2 separate regions of the Mus musculus genome follow, and region 2 is linked to region 1. Evidence: chromatin contacts called from ENCODE Hi-C or POLR2A ChIA-PET data. All regions are on one chromosome and are shown on one strand. The core of a region is the stretch at or near the end of the contact, and the rest is flanking DNA. Distances in the headings are between cores, read along the strand shown. Region 1 holds the start of Urm1 (ubiquitin related modifier 1). Region 2 holds the start of Coq4 (coenzyme Q4).

What was found. Hi-C counts contacts between places; a loop is a spot of excess contacts on that map. ChIA-PET counts read pairs that join two places held with the same protein, here RNA polymerase II (POLR2A).
Region 2: a loop to region 1 is called in a map of heart, with 4 times the contacts of the local background. The contact joins the promoter of Coq4 here to the promoter of Urm1 in region 1. A Hi-C loop is called at or near these places in 1 of 37 maps with a recorded cell type or tissue (heart). POLR2A ChIA-PET finds 5 or more read pairs at or near these places in 3 of 5 experiments (Patski and embryonic stem cell).

What each region holds. Positions count from the first base shown.
Region 1 is chr2:29,824,089-29,830,242 of GRCm38, reverse strand. It overlaps Urm1 (ubiquitin related modifier 1), which reads right to left and starts at 2,854. Exons shown (of 5, transcript NM_026615.4): 1 at 2,808-2,854. The coding sequence starts at 2,842.
Region 2 is chr2:29,783,948-29,790,250 of GRCm38, reverse strand. It overlaps Coq4 (coenzyme Q4), which reads right to left and starts at 2,758. Exons shown (of 7, transcript NM_178693.5): 1 at 1,894-2,758; 2 at 1,683-1,814; 3 at 252-348. The coding sequence starts at 1,966. Trub2 (TruB pseudouridine (psi) synthase family member 2) reads left to right here and starts at 2,580. Exons shown (of 8, transcript NM_145520.5): 1 at 2,580-2,748; 2 at 3,644-3,775; 3 at 5,224-5,298. The coding sequence starts at 2,640.

The sequences.
Region 1 (6,154 bases), core at 1,605-4,104:
GGAAGTGTCGCACAGTAGAGTGTTTGCTGTGACTTCAGGAAGTCTGGATTCCATTACCAGCACTGCAGACTGGGCATGAAGTACATGCCTGTAATCCCAGCCCTGGAGAGAAGGAGAGATCCTCCGCTACCTACTCAATTTGAGATATTAGCCATCTTGGATACCATGTCTCAAAAAAACAAAAGAAGCCTGACTTTGTGGGGCATACCTTTAATCCCAGTGCTAGGAAGGCAGAGGCAGGTGGATCTCTGAGTTCCAAGACAGCCAGGGAAACCCTGTCTCGAAAATCAAACAAACAAAACAAAACCACTATTTTTGGGGGGAGGGGGTAGGGTTAGACGCAATAAAAGTCATCTTTAATCGTATTTTTTCTCTCAAAATCATTCAACCAGAAAATACTGATAGCTCTATTGTCAAAGCTTTCCAGAATCCAACCACCTCCCCACAAAACCACTTCTGATAGCAGCAGTTCAGGAGGCATGTCAAAAGGTGATAGAATTAGTCCTAACAAGGAAAAGATGAGAAGCCTTCTAAAGGACCTAACAGAGCTGGTGGCACCAAGAGGATCCCATCTACCCAGTGCTTAGAGACAATAGTTTCTAGACTTCTAGGACCAGTGAGGAGAGAATGATGGCATTACATATCTTTTGAAATCCTCTCAGCTTCATAGTAAAAGGTGAAGCCTCTCTGTCAAATGACACAATTAATCAAAGGTCGGAGGTAAAAACATGTCAGATGACTGGCAGGGTGGCACACACCTGTAATCTCAGTACTCAGGAAGCAGGAGGACCAAGAGTTCAAGGCCAGCTTCAGCTAACATAGAAAGCTCGAGGTGAGTCTGAGCTGTATCATGAGCTCCTGTCTCCAAACAACATCAAAATAGGAGGACAGAGGGATTTCTGGGTTTGGTAAGCACATTTATTTATTATTATTATTTATTATTATTATTATTTATTTATGGAAAGTTTTTCCTATGTACCCAGCCTAGCTTCAAAATTACAAAGATCCAACTGCTCCTGCATTCCAAATGCTGGGATAACAGACATGAGCCACCATGCCCCAAGAAGCTGCAATTCTGATGGGTCACATATCTGGGGAGGTGTGGAAGGAGATGCACAGGTGGGTAAAGAATGTTGTCCTGTCCGGCTGCTCTGAGAGGCAAAGAAGGTAGAGGCTAGAAAAAAAGTAACTGTATGGGTCTGTAAACTCTGAGGGCAAGGGTCTGGTTTACTTGATGACGTCCTTACTGTTGCCAGCACAGTATCTGGCAGAAAGATCACATCTCTGCTGAGTAAATACCACGTCTCAGTGAGAATGAAAGGCAAGTTGGCTACCAACAGACATTAACACTGAGAGCCTGTAACTTCTTCCTTCTCAGTTCTGCTGAAGCTGGTCAAGGCATCAGGAAGTCCCCTCATAGCCCAGTTTGGGAGGTGGGAGGATACCGTGTTAGCTGGGCTAAGGTTCGAAGAGGTAAAGCAGTCAGGAAGCCAGACCAACCTAATTGGATCCAAGCAGCAAGACAATATCATCAATTAAACTGCACTTAACATTCATGAGACTACTCCCTTCCAAGGGACAGAAATGCTGAACACTGCAGGGACTAGACAGAGTGCTATTTATCTTTGTATCCTTGGTGTCTGGCTCACTGCCTGGCACATGGTAGGCACTCAATAAATGACTGGTGAATGAACTGCCTAGTGAAGGGACAACATGAAAGGAATGGGGGGCATCCAAGGCGAAGAAAGGCATTTGGAAGGAATTTTACATCTCTCTCTACCCTTGAGTTTCCCTTCACTTCAACCTTGGCTTCTTCATCTACACACACACACACAAACACACACACACCCCTAGCTTTTCCATAAGATTCTAGAAACCAACCACCCATCTCTAGAAGCCTCAGTTCTTTGTTCTCAGCTTCCGAAGAAGTCTGTCTTCTGCAGGTTTTGAAACCATGACAAGCATTCTGTGTGTTGGAAGAACACAATGGTGATTTGAGACAATCTTCACTTTTCCCCGTGTTCCTTCAAGTAGTGATGTGTACCCGGATTCTGAACCTTTTCACAGTAAGGATAATATACTACCAATGTTAGTCACTCCCTCCGTGGCAGCTTATTTACCCCGGTAGCTCCTCTGGACTCTGCAGAAGACACTTACCAAACTACTTTGCAAAAGATTAAAATCTAATTAAAACTCCAAGGTATGCCGGGCGGTGGTGGCCCACGCCTTTAATCCCAGGACTTGGGAGGCAGAGACAGGCGGATTTCTGTGTTCGAGGTCAGCCTGATCTACAGAGTGAGTTCCAGGACAGCCAAACAGAGAGGACCCCTGTCTCGAAAACACACACACACACACACACACACACAAGGTTTGAGAAAGAGGAAGGTCCTGTCTTGGCCAAGACTTCCCCTAGGAAGGCACTAGGCGGGAAGACAGAACTGAGATTATTCAGCAGGGTTCGTCTCTACTCGTGCGCTCCCCTTAGAAGCTCAAAAACCAGACAAGGCGAGTCGGGCTCGGAATGGCACGGGTGAAACATGCCGGAAGACCGCCTGCTCACTGTCAATGCCTCCCAGTCCTACATGATACAGAGCAAGGCGAAGGATTCCAAACGCATCTCCCTACCCGTGTGTGCGCCTCAACTCTCGGACTCACGGCCTCGTCACCCACAGAGACCGCGTCAGTCAGAGGCCAGGGGATTATCCCGGCTCTCGGAGGGCGACACAGCCTCGGCAGGCCAAGAGAGGTCCGGAATTCCGAGCCTTATGGCTTCGCTCCATCCCCAAGGCGCCCCAGATCTCACTCACCCGAACTCCACCTTCACACATAAGGGCGCCGCCATGTTTAGGAAACCAAACTAGCAGGACACGCCCTTTAACTTCCGGAGCGCCCGTTTATTTCCGGTCGCCACCAGGAAGCGTAAACGGAAGAGGCGGTACGGGGTGGGGCGAAATCCGTTCGTTACTGCTCAGCTATTGGACGAAGGCACCCGCTCAGTGGGCTGCGGAATTGATTGTCTACATTATTTGCGGACCTGGCCAAAAAAAAAAAAAAAAAAACCGAGCAGGAAGGGACTTCCTGAAGAAAGACGTCTAAGGGGAAATTCATCAGCATCCGATGACATGATTGTGAGCCACGTACTGTTGATCTTTCATTGGCTACAAATCTGTTTTTAAGCCACGCATGGTGGCACACGCCGTTAATCCTAGCCCTCAGAAAGGCAGAGACGGTGGATTATGTGAGTGCCAGGCCAGCCTGATCTACGTAGGGAATTACAGGACACCCAGGGTTCAAAAACAAAACAAAACCAAAAACAACAAAGAACCCACAAACAAGAACCCTGTCAACCCAGCTAACATCGCTTAAGGGAGTAAAACGAGGTAACTCCAAATTCTTGTTTCTGACCCTGTTGTCTCTCTCCGGAGCTGCCATCTTACTATGCAAACATCTGTGTCAGATGATGAATTGTATGTCTTCTACTCCACGGTTACTGAGTTAACAATGTGTCTGGCAGATTGGTCCTGTGGAGAGTCAGTAATAACGGCTGTAACTGAAGTTCTTGTCTCTAGGTCTCTCCGTGTAGCAGGGAGACGGGGAGACAGCCGTAATCAAATGTACAAACCATGCTAATAAATGTGAAATCCTAAACTGAAATAAATTTTCCGATGTTAGAAAATTAGAATTATAGAGATTTGTGAAAAAAACGCTAGGGCTGTGGAGATGGCTCATCTGATAAAGTACTTGCTGGGCAAGTGTAAAGATCAAAGATAAGATCCCCAACCCAAGTGAAATGATGGTTAGCATGGCAATACCAGAGCTAGGGAGGTGACGATGGCTTCCTCAGGGCAAGCTGGCAACCTACACTAGCCAATGAGCAAGCTCTGAGTTCCAGAAAGACCCTGCCTCAATACATAAAATAGTGGACTACAGAGATGGCCCAGAGGTTAATAGCACTAGCTACTATTCTAGAGAACCCAGGGTTGGTTCCCAGCACCCACATGGCAGTCCTCAACTTTAACTCCAGTTCCAGTTACATATATTCAGGCAAAAACCAGTACACTGAACCGGATGGTGGTGGCACATGCCTTAAATCCCAGCACTTGGGAGGCAGAGGCAGATGGATTTCTGAGTTCGAGGCCAGCCTAGTCTACAAAGTGAGTTCCAGGACAGCCAGGGTTACACAGAGAAACCCTGTCTAGAAAAACAAACAAAAAACAAAAACAGTACACTGAAAAATATAAATCATATATATATTGGAGAATGATGATTTAGGAATACACCCACATCCACAAACATGAAGAAAAAAAAAGATAAGAAAAATGTCAACTGGAGATGTAGCCCAATGGTACAGTGCTTGCACCTGCTCAAGGGTCTGGGTTTGGTCACAGTACCAGGTGGTATACATATGAGAAATACCAAAGTGGACTGTCTGGGCTCTAAATTTTTATTAGAGTTAGCCAGGTAGTTATGAGGAGAACATAAGTTGCAAACTAACTGGAATATCGAGGGAGCAAATTGGAGAGCAGAGAGCTTGGCCAATGGTAAGGCTAAAAATGTAGGCAGGAGGCCAGGCCGTGGCGGGACACACCTTTAATCCCAGCTCAGGAGGCAGAGGCAGGCAGGTCTCTTGAGTTCCAGGACAGCCAGGGCTACACAGAGAAACCCTGTTTTGAAAAAGCAAAACAAAACAAAAAAGTAGGCAGAGCCAAGCTATGTCTTGTAAAGTCTGGGAGAGAAGGAAGGCTATTGAAGCCCTGAGGAGGAGGGATGGAACTGTTCTAAATGCATTTTTTGGGGGGGGGGGGGTGTAGGAGTTGGCAAATTACCTGCCTAGAATACACAACGCCCTGGGGTTGGACTCCAGCGATGCAGAAATCAGTGGCTATGCTGTTGTCTACCTGTGATCCAAGCATGCAGAAGTAGAAGTGCACGGTAACCCTCAATTAGGGAGGAGATACTGCCTAGAAAAGGGAAGGAAAGGCATGATGGCAAAGGCCTTCATGCCAGCACTCAGCAAGCAGAAGCAGACTTGTCTCTGTGTTGAAGGCCAGGGCTATGTAGAGAAACCTTGTTTTAAAAATAACATGTCTCAGGCTGGAGAGATGGCTCAGCAGTTAAGAGCACTGACTGCTCTGCCAAAGGTCCTGAGTTCAATTCCCAGCAACCACATGGTGGCTCACAACCATCTGTAATGAGATCTGCTGCCCTCTTCTGGTGTGTCTGAAGAGAGCAATGGTGTACTCATATACATAAAATAAATAAATAAATCTATAAAAAAAATAATAACATATCTCAGGCTGGAGAGATGGCTCAGCAGTTAAGCACACTGGCTGCTCTTCCAGAGGCCCTGAGTTCAATTCTCAGCAACCACTTGGTGGCTCACAACCATCTGTAATGGGATCCAATGCCCTCTTCTGGTGTGTCAGAAGACAGCTACAGTGTACTCATATACATAAAATAAACCTTTAAAAAAATAAAATAACGGGGCTGGGGAGATGACTCAACGGTTAAGAGCACTGACTGCTCTTCCAAAGCTCCTGAGTTCAAATCCCAGCAACCACATGGTGGCTCACAACCATCTGTCATGAGATCTGATGCCTTTTGCCAGGGTGTCTGAAGACAGCTACAGTATACTTATAATAAATAAATAAATAAATAAATCTTTTAAATAAAATAAAATAACGTCTCGCATTTTCCCCTTGAACATGCAGCAATGTTCTTTGCTTTAGCCTCCTGAATGGTGGGAAGAAGGGGTGGGGCACTATTCTGAAAGAAGCTGGGAGACACTACTCTGGGCTTTCCCTTAATTTTTGTAATCATTTGAACAATATAACTTGCAAGCCACCAATGCAACTCCATGGATACAACTCTTGTTAAAAGATTGTTGCCAGGAGTGGTATTTGTACACCTTTGATGCTGATGCTCTGGAGATAAAGGCAGGTGGATCTCAGTGAGTTTGAGGTCAGCCAGGGTGTTAAACAGAGAAAACCTGTCTCTAAAGCCAAATAAATGAGTAAGTGAATGAATGAATGAATGAGTGAATGAATGAATGAAAATTAAATGTTTCCAGGAATGGTGGTGGCTCATGTCTATAATCTCAGCACTCAGAAGGCAGAGGCACATACATCTCTATGCATTCTATGTTAGCTCTGTC
Region 2 (6,303 bases), core at 1,509-4,008, 40 kb after region 1:
GAGAGAAGGGCCACAGATGCCAGGGAAGGGATAGATACAGCACAGCTGGAGAAGTACAGCCAGCTTAATGCAAGCAGAGTCTTGTGGTTTACACAGGACTAAGATGACATATTGTATAATCCCACATACATATATGCGTGCTCCTGGCTTTGAGCAGTGTCCCAGGCAATATATCCACCCATGGTCCTCTGAAGGGCTCCTAACAGGATGAGGACAGACACACCCCTGCCAAAAGCAAAGTTGGGACCTACTGTAGAATCTGGGCACCCTCTGGATCCTTCTTCATCTGGTCCCTGAGGAATTTCAGGGTGTGGCATCCTGTGGTCTCCCCTAGAACTGCAACCATGTCTGAAAGGACAGAGATGGGAAAAGACAGAGAATGGATTCTTTTGTTTGTTTGTTTTTGAGACAGTTTCTTTTTGTAGTACAGGCTGGCCTGGAACTCATTATGCAGACCAGGCTGGCCTCAAACTCAGAGATCTTTCTGCCTCTGCTTTCCAAGTGCTATATTAAAGGCGTGTACCACTAGGACAGTTAGGTTTCTCTGTATAGCCCTGGCTGTCCTGGAACTCACTTTGTAGACCAGGCTGTCCTCGATCTCAGAAATCCACCTGCCTCTGCCTCCCGAGTGCTGGGATTAAAGGCGTATGCCACCACACCCGGCTAGCTACTATCCTTAACATTACAAACCTATAGGAATATGGAGGCTTTCATCAACAGCAGGAACCACTTTCATAGACCATTATCAAGACAGAGTGTCTTGTTTCCACCGGCCTTGAGATTAAATGGTGATGAATGGCAGTAACTAGGCTGACACAGTGCTTGCTTAGCACACCCAAAGCCCTGAGTTTGGTTCCCAGCATCATATAAACTGGGTATGAGGGTAGCACACACCTGTAGTCCCAGCATTCAGGAGGTAGGGAGGCAGGGTGATCAGGAATTCAAAGTCATCCTTGGCTATCTATGGAGTTAGGGGACAGCCCAGTCTATAAGAGACCTTGCCTCAACAAAACAATTTTTAAAAAATGGCGCTAGAGTTGAGTGCAGGTACAGTCACCAGATCCTATATAAACCATGCCACATGTCTCTTCTTTTACTTCCTCCCATCTTTTCTTTCTTTGAGCAAAGACTGGGTATGTATGGAAAAAGAAGCTGATCTTGCCAGGCAGTGGTGGCGCATGCCTTTAATCCCAGCACTTGGGAGGCAGAGGCAGGCGGATTTCTGAGTTCGAGGTCAGCCTGGTTTACAGAATGAGTTCCAGGACAGCCAGGGCTACACAGAGAAACCCTGTCTTGAAAAAACCAAAGCCAAACAAACAAAAAGAAGCTGATCTTGAACTGTTTCAGCAAAGAAAATCCTGAAGATCATGGCCCTTACCAAGTTTACTTACTACCCAGTGAGAATGCTGTAATTTGGTGTGTACCTGGTCATTCAGCCCAGAGATTAATATGCTAGGGTGACACTCTTCCAAGAATTACAAAAAGGCAGACTTGTAGACTTCACGTTTCTTTCTTCCTCTCCTCCCTGTGCCCAGAAGACCCAAAACAGTTCTAGCTAGAATCAGGCACCTGATTATCATAAACGATCCTGGGAAATATGATAGGCGCAGCCAGGTTTGGATGCCCACAAACCAAGTCTTCACCGGTCCCAGCTTTCGAGACCGAAGAGTAAACCGTCTTACCGTGGCGATAGGGGTTGTAGAGAGCCATTCCCGCCGCGCCCGCAGCCAGCAGCATCTTTTGCAGCGGGGTGGTTGGGATGTGGTCCGGGTACAGCAGGCGGGCGCCATGGCTCCCGGCCCTGAGGGGTACATCTGCGAGCAGAAAAGAGGTAAAGGTGAGAGGAGTCCGGTCCCTCTGGTCGCCGCGGACACTGGAATCAGAGCTGCTCACCTACAGCTGGCCGCGTACGGGGCCGAAGACTGCGGTGGAGGCGCAGGGAGCGAAGCAGCAGCAGGGTCGCCATGGCAGCGGACGTCCGCGTGGTTAGGCGGGGCTCCGCAGGTACTACGGAGGCCCGAGAAGTCAAAAGACTCCTGGGACACTGCACTCACTGTGGCTTTTTGATCGGAGATGTTGTAATATGGACAGGAGCATGAGAAGGAAAGCCACAAGATCTGTTTGCCACTGAAGTAAAACAACTGCTGTGAGCCAGGCGTTATTTATAACGTAGGCCTGTCAACCCAGCATTTGAAACCTGGAGGCCGTAGGATCAGTTCGAGATCCTTCTTGGCTATTTCTTAAGTACGAAGGCAGTACTAGAGACCTTGTCTCAAAAACCAAGCCTGATGTGAATTACTCGTCACTCCAGATCTTGGAAAAGTGGAGACAGAAAAGTAATGAATTCTCGGCAACTTAGCAAGTTTGAGGGCAGCCTGGGATATATGAGAAACAAACAAACAAAAAACTCCTGAAAAGAATTCAAAAATAACATAACCGAGAATTCGGTTGCTCGATATCCGGCCCTATTTTCTTCTCCATCTCTTATTTCCCCCCCGGAGGGCAATAAGAAAAGAACCTCTTCCTGCCAAGGAAACAAGGCGGCTACCTACAGTAGGGACCACATTTGGGAAAGGACCACGCAGCACTTCCGCCCGCATCCCCGCTTCTGGATGATGTTGAACCGCTGAGTTCCAGCCATGGGTTCTTCTGGCCTAGCTCGGCTGCAGGGGCTCTTCGCTGTCTATAAACCTCCGGGGCTGAAGTGGCTGCACTTGCGTGAGACCGTGGAGTTGCAACTGCTTAAAGGTGAGAACTCCGACGCGGACCCACGGTTTTGCTTTAGTTCTTTCTGATGTGGAGTGAGGTCACGTGGTTCGTTTGCCGGGTTGTAGCTGTTTCTTGTTTGTTTGTTTTTTTTCTCTTGTACACATTTCGTTACTACCCACTCTCCGCTATTTTCCTTTAGAGAAATTCATTCTATAGTGTTGGGTTTTTTTTCGCGGTTTCTGTTACAGAGTTAGAATTTGAACTTTTTTTTTTTTTTTTTTTTTTTTTGCCTTTTGAGACAGGGTCTTTTCTAATTAATCCGACCTTGAAATCAGTGAGGCACTGAGAATTCTGACTCTCCTGACTCCACCTGCCAGATGCTGGGATCACAAGCGTGACCACCACCCCGACCCTCAAACACCAATTTTTTTCTTTGCCTTTTTTTCCTTTCTTTTATTTTCTTAAAAACTGTCATGTAGCCTCAAATTTGCTATGTAAGATGAAGATAACCTTGAACTTTTGACTGTCCTGCCTTCACTACCCAAGGTCTTAGACTACATCTGTGTAGTACCACCTCCCATTAGGGTGCTGGGGATGGAACCCGGGGCGTCTTGCGTATTGTGCAAACACTCCATGAATTGAGCTACACTTCCAACCTAGGATTTTTGTTTTGTTTGTTTGTTCTTCACTTTTTAGAGAATGGTTTCTCTGTATACCCCTGGCTGCCCTGGAAATAACTCTGTAGATCAGTCAGGCCTTGAATTCAGAGATAGGCCCGCCTCTTGCCTCCCCAGTGCTGGAATTAATGATACCTGGCTTCTGAAGGAGTCATAGTACGTTTTCTACGATACACAAATCCATCTTCTATGCTACCATCTCTCTACCCCTTCTCTTGCGGGTTGGAAAAGTACTGACTGTGTTCTTTTGTGCTTAGGTCTCAATGCCCAGCAGCCTCCTGCTCCTGATCAGCGTGTTCGCTTCTTGCTAGGCCCTGTGGAAGGCAGTGAAGAGAAGAAGTTGACTCTCAGAGCCACCAATGTACCCTCCCTCACCACCCACAGACTTGGTAAGGCAGAGTCAGACAGGACCCTGGCCGTGATGTTAGAGGAAATCCCTGGCCTGAGTTAGATTTCTAGCCCAGGGTTTGGCAAACTTCCCTAGAGAGGGAAGATTTTAAACAGCTTCTGCCTACAGCCTTGTGTTTTCCTTGGCTCTGCTCCTCTTTGCTATTGTAATGCAAAGCATCTCTAGACTGTAGGAAAGGAGAGAACCTTCTTGTATTTTAGTCAAGACTGGAGTGCAGCCACATGGTTGTGGTGCACGCCTTTAATCCCAGCTCTTGGGAGGCAGAGGCAGGCGGATTTCTGAGTTTGAGGCCAGTCTGGTCTACAAAGTGAGTTCCAGGACAGCCAGGGCTATACAGAGAAACCCTGTCTCGAAGGAAAAAAAAAAAAAAAAGGCTGGAGTACAAAACAGCTATTTTGAGAGCAGTTATAAACACCGGTGTCCAGCAGCCTTTGTCTTCTATGGGAGACTGAAAGGATCATTTAAATTTAGGAGTCCCTGGCCAACCTGGGCAACACAGTGAGACCCAGTCTCAAAACAAAGTAGACTTGATGATTTGACTTGTGAACTACACTTTGCTGACTCTTAGCTATTCTAGGACTCTCTAGGGAAGCTGAGAACTTCTGGTAGACCTGTGTTATTAATACCTGCTCTGTATTAGACATCATGTTATCTTTGTCCTCACCCCAGTTCTGTGAGGTAGGTCCCTTATTAAAAAAAAACAAAAACAAAAACGTATTATTTGTATGTATGTGTGCACACCAAGGCCTGGGTGTGAAAGTCGGAGGGCATCTTTTGGGAATCACTTCTCTCAGGCCACCATGGGTCCCAGGATCAAACTGAAGTCATCAGGCGTGGCAGCCTTTACCCACTGAGCCACCTCGCCAGCTCTTGTTTTTGTGTTTTGAGACACAGCCTCCTGTAGTCCAGGCTGGTCTTGAACTCACTGTATAGTTAAATATGACCTTGAAGTCTGGATTCTGATCCTTTTGCTTCTGCCTCCCAAGTGCTGGGGCACATTAAGCTGTAGTCAGTCTTTTAGTGGTCAAGACACTGAGTCTGGGGCCATAGGTCAGTATTGTAGACAGACAGACCTAGGTCCCACCTTAGGGAGCTCACTGATTCAGGAGGAGAATGGCCAGGTTTTCTATCAGCACACGATGTGCAGAGAAGCCCAGAATCTTGATCCCCAGTGTGATGCCTGATCTCAAAGCCTCAAATGGGGCGAATAGTGATAGGCAGAGGAAGAAGAGTCTTGCGTTGCCCTTTCTCTGGGCCCAGGGAACTAGGGAAATAGTGGTTCCAGCTTCCGAGGAAGAGAAGCCTGGAAATACAGCCTAGCATAATTTGATCCCCATGAGGCCCTTCTGTTCTTGGAATGAGGGCCTCTTGCCAAAGTTACCCTCAAGGCTCATTAGTTGAAGAAATGAACTGGCTTTTTCTTTCCAGTACGTGGTCCAGCATTCACAAACCTGAAGATCGGTGTGGGACATCGCTTGGATGTCCAGGCTTCTGGTGTGCTTGGTAAGTCTGGGGATGTGGTGCTGTGAGCTTGGAGAAGGATCAGAAGGTGATCCAGGGCCCAGCCCACAGCTTATCTGACCTCACTCTCTTACTTTTCTCTCCACTGAGTCTCTTGTCTCTTCAGCTGGGCAGGTCCCACCTCTGTCAAGGGATTCCTTCCTGCATGACACGTGGTTCAAGGCCTTTATGGACATTTGTTCACCATACCCATGACAGATGCTGTGTAATGTTACCAGTGAAGAGAGTAAGACTGGAGCTGAGGCCTGGCCACTAAATACCCATGGTCCCCAGAGGAGCTCCCATCGAGTTAGGGTGCAGCAGGCACATGGCTCTATCTCCTCTGGCTGCGGTTTGCATATTGCCAGAGTTGGATACAAAGCTCCAAGTCACAAGCCTTCTGTGGCCTCCGGGTCACATGGTAGCCCATTGTCCAGCCTCCACAGTCTTGGTTCCCTCTCTTTCTTCCTGAGGTAAGGGCAGTCAGACGTGATCTCATGCCCCCTCCCTGTTTCCCTCTCTAACAGTGAATGGGAAGCCATTCATTTCTTTAGACAGAGGGATAAACAGATCAGGGAATAGGCAGGAAGTGGCCCCAAAGGCCCTGTTATGGCTCCTTCCTTTGTACCATTAGCTTTCTGTTTGTTGCCTCCCCCAGTCTGTGATATGCACAGGCCTGAGCATCTTTCTCTGTATAACTCATTGAGAGTTTGAGGGCCAAAAATGTTTAAAATTAAGAGTCAGAAAACCTAGGTTCTTGTTTTTGTTTCTGAGACGATTTTTTTTTTGTCTCAGTTTGCCGAGGCTGGCTCCAGTTGGGTCTAAATGACCTTGAGATCTTGGCCCTCCTCTACCTGAGTGCTGGGGACTGTAAGCATGTAGCACCTTGACTTGAATTGTTTGTTTTGTCTTGTTTTTGTTTTTCTTTTTTTTTTTAATGCTGTTTTTTTTTTAATTAGGTATTTTCCTCATTTACATTTCCAATGCTATCCCAAAAGTCCCCCATAC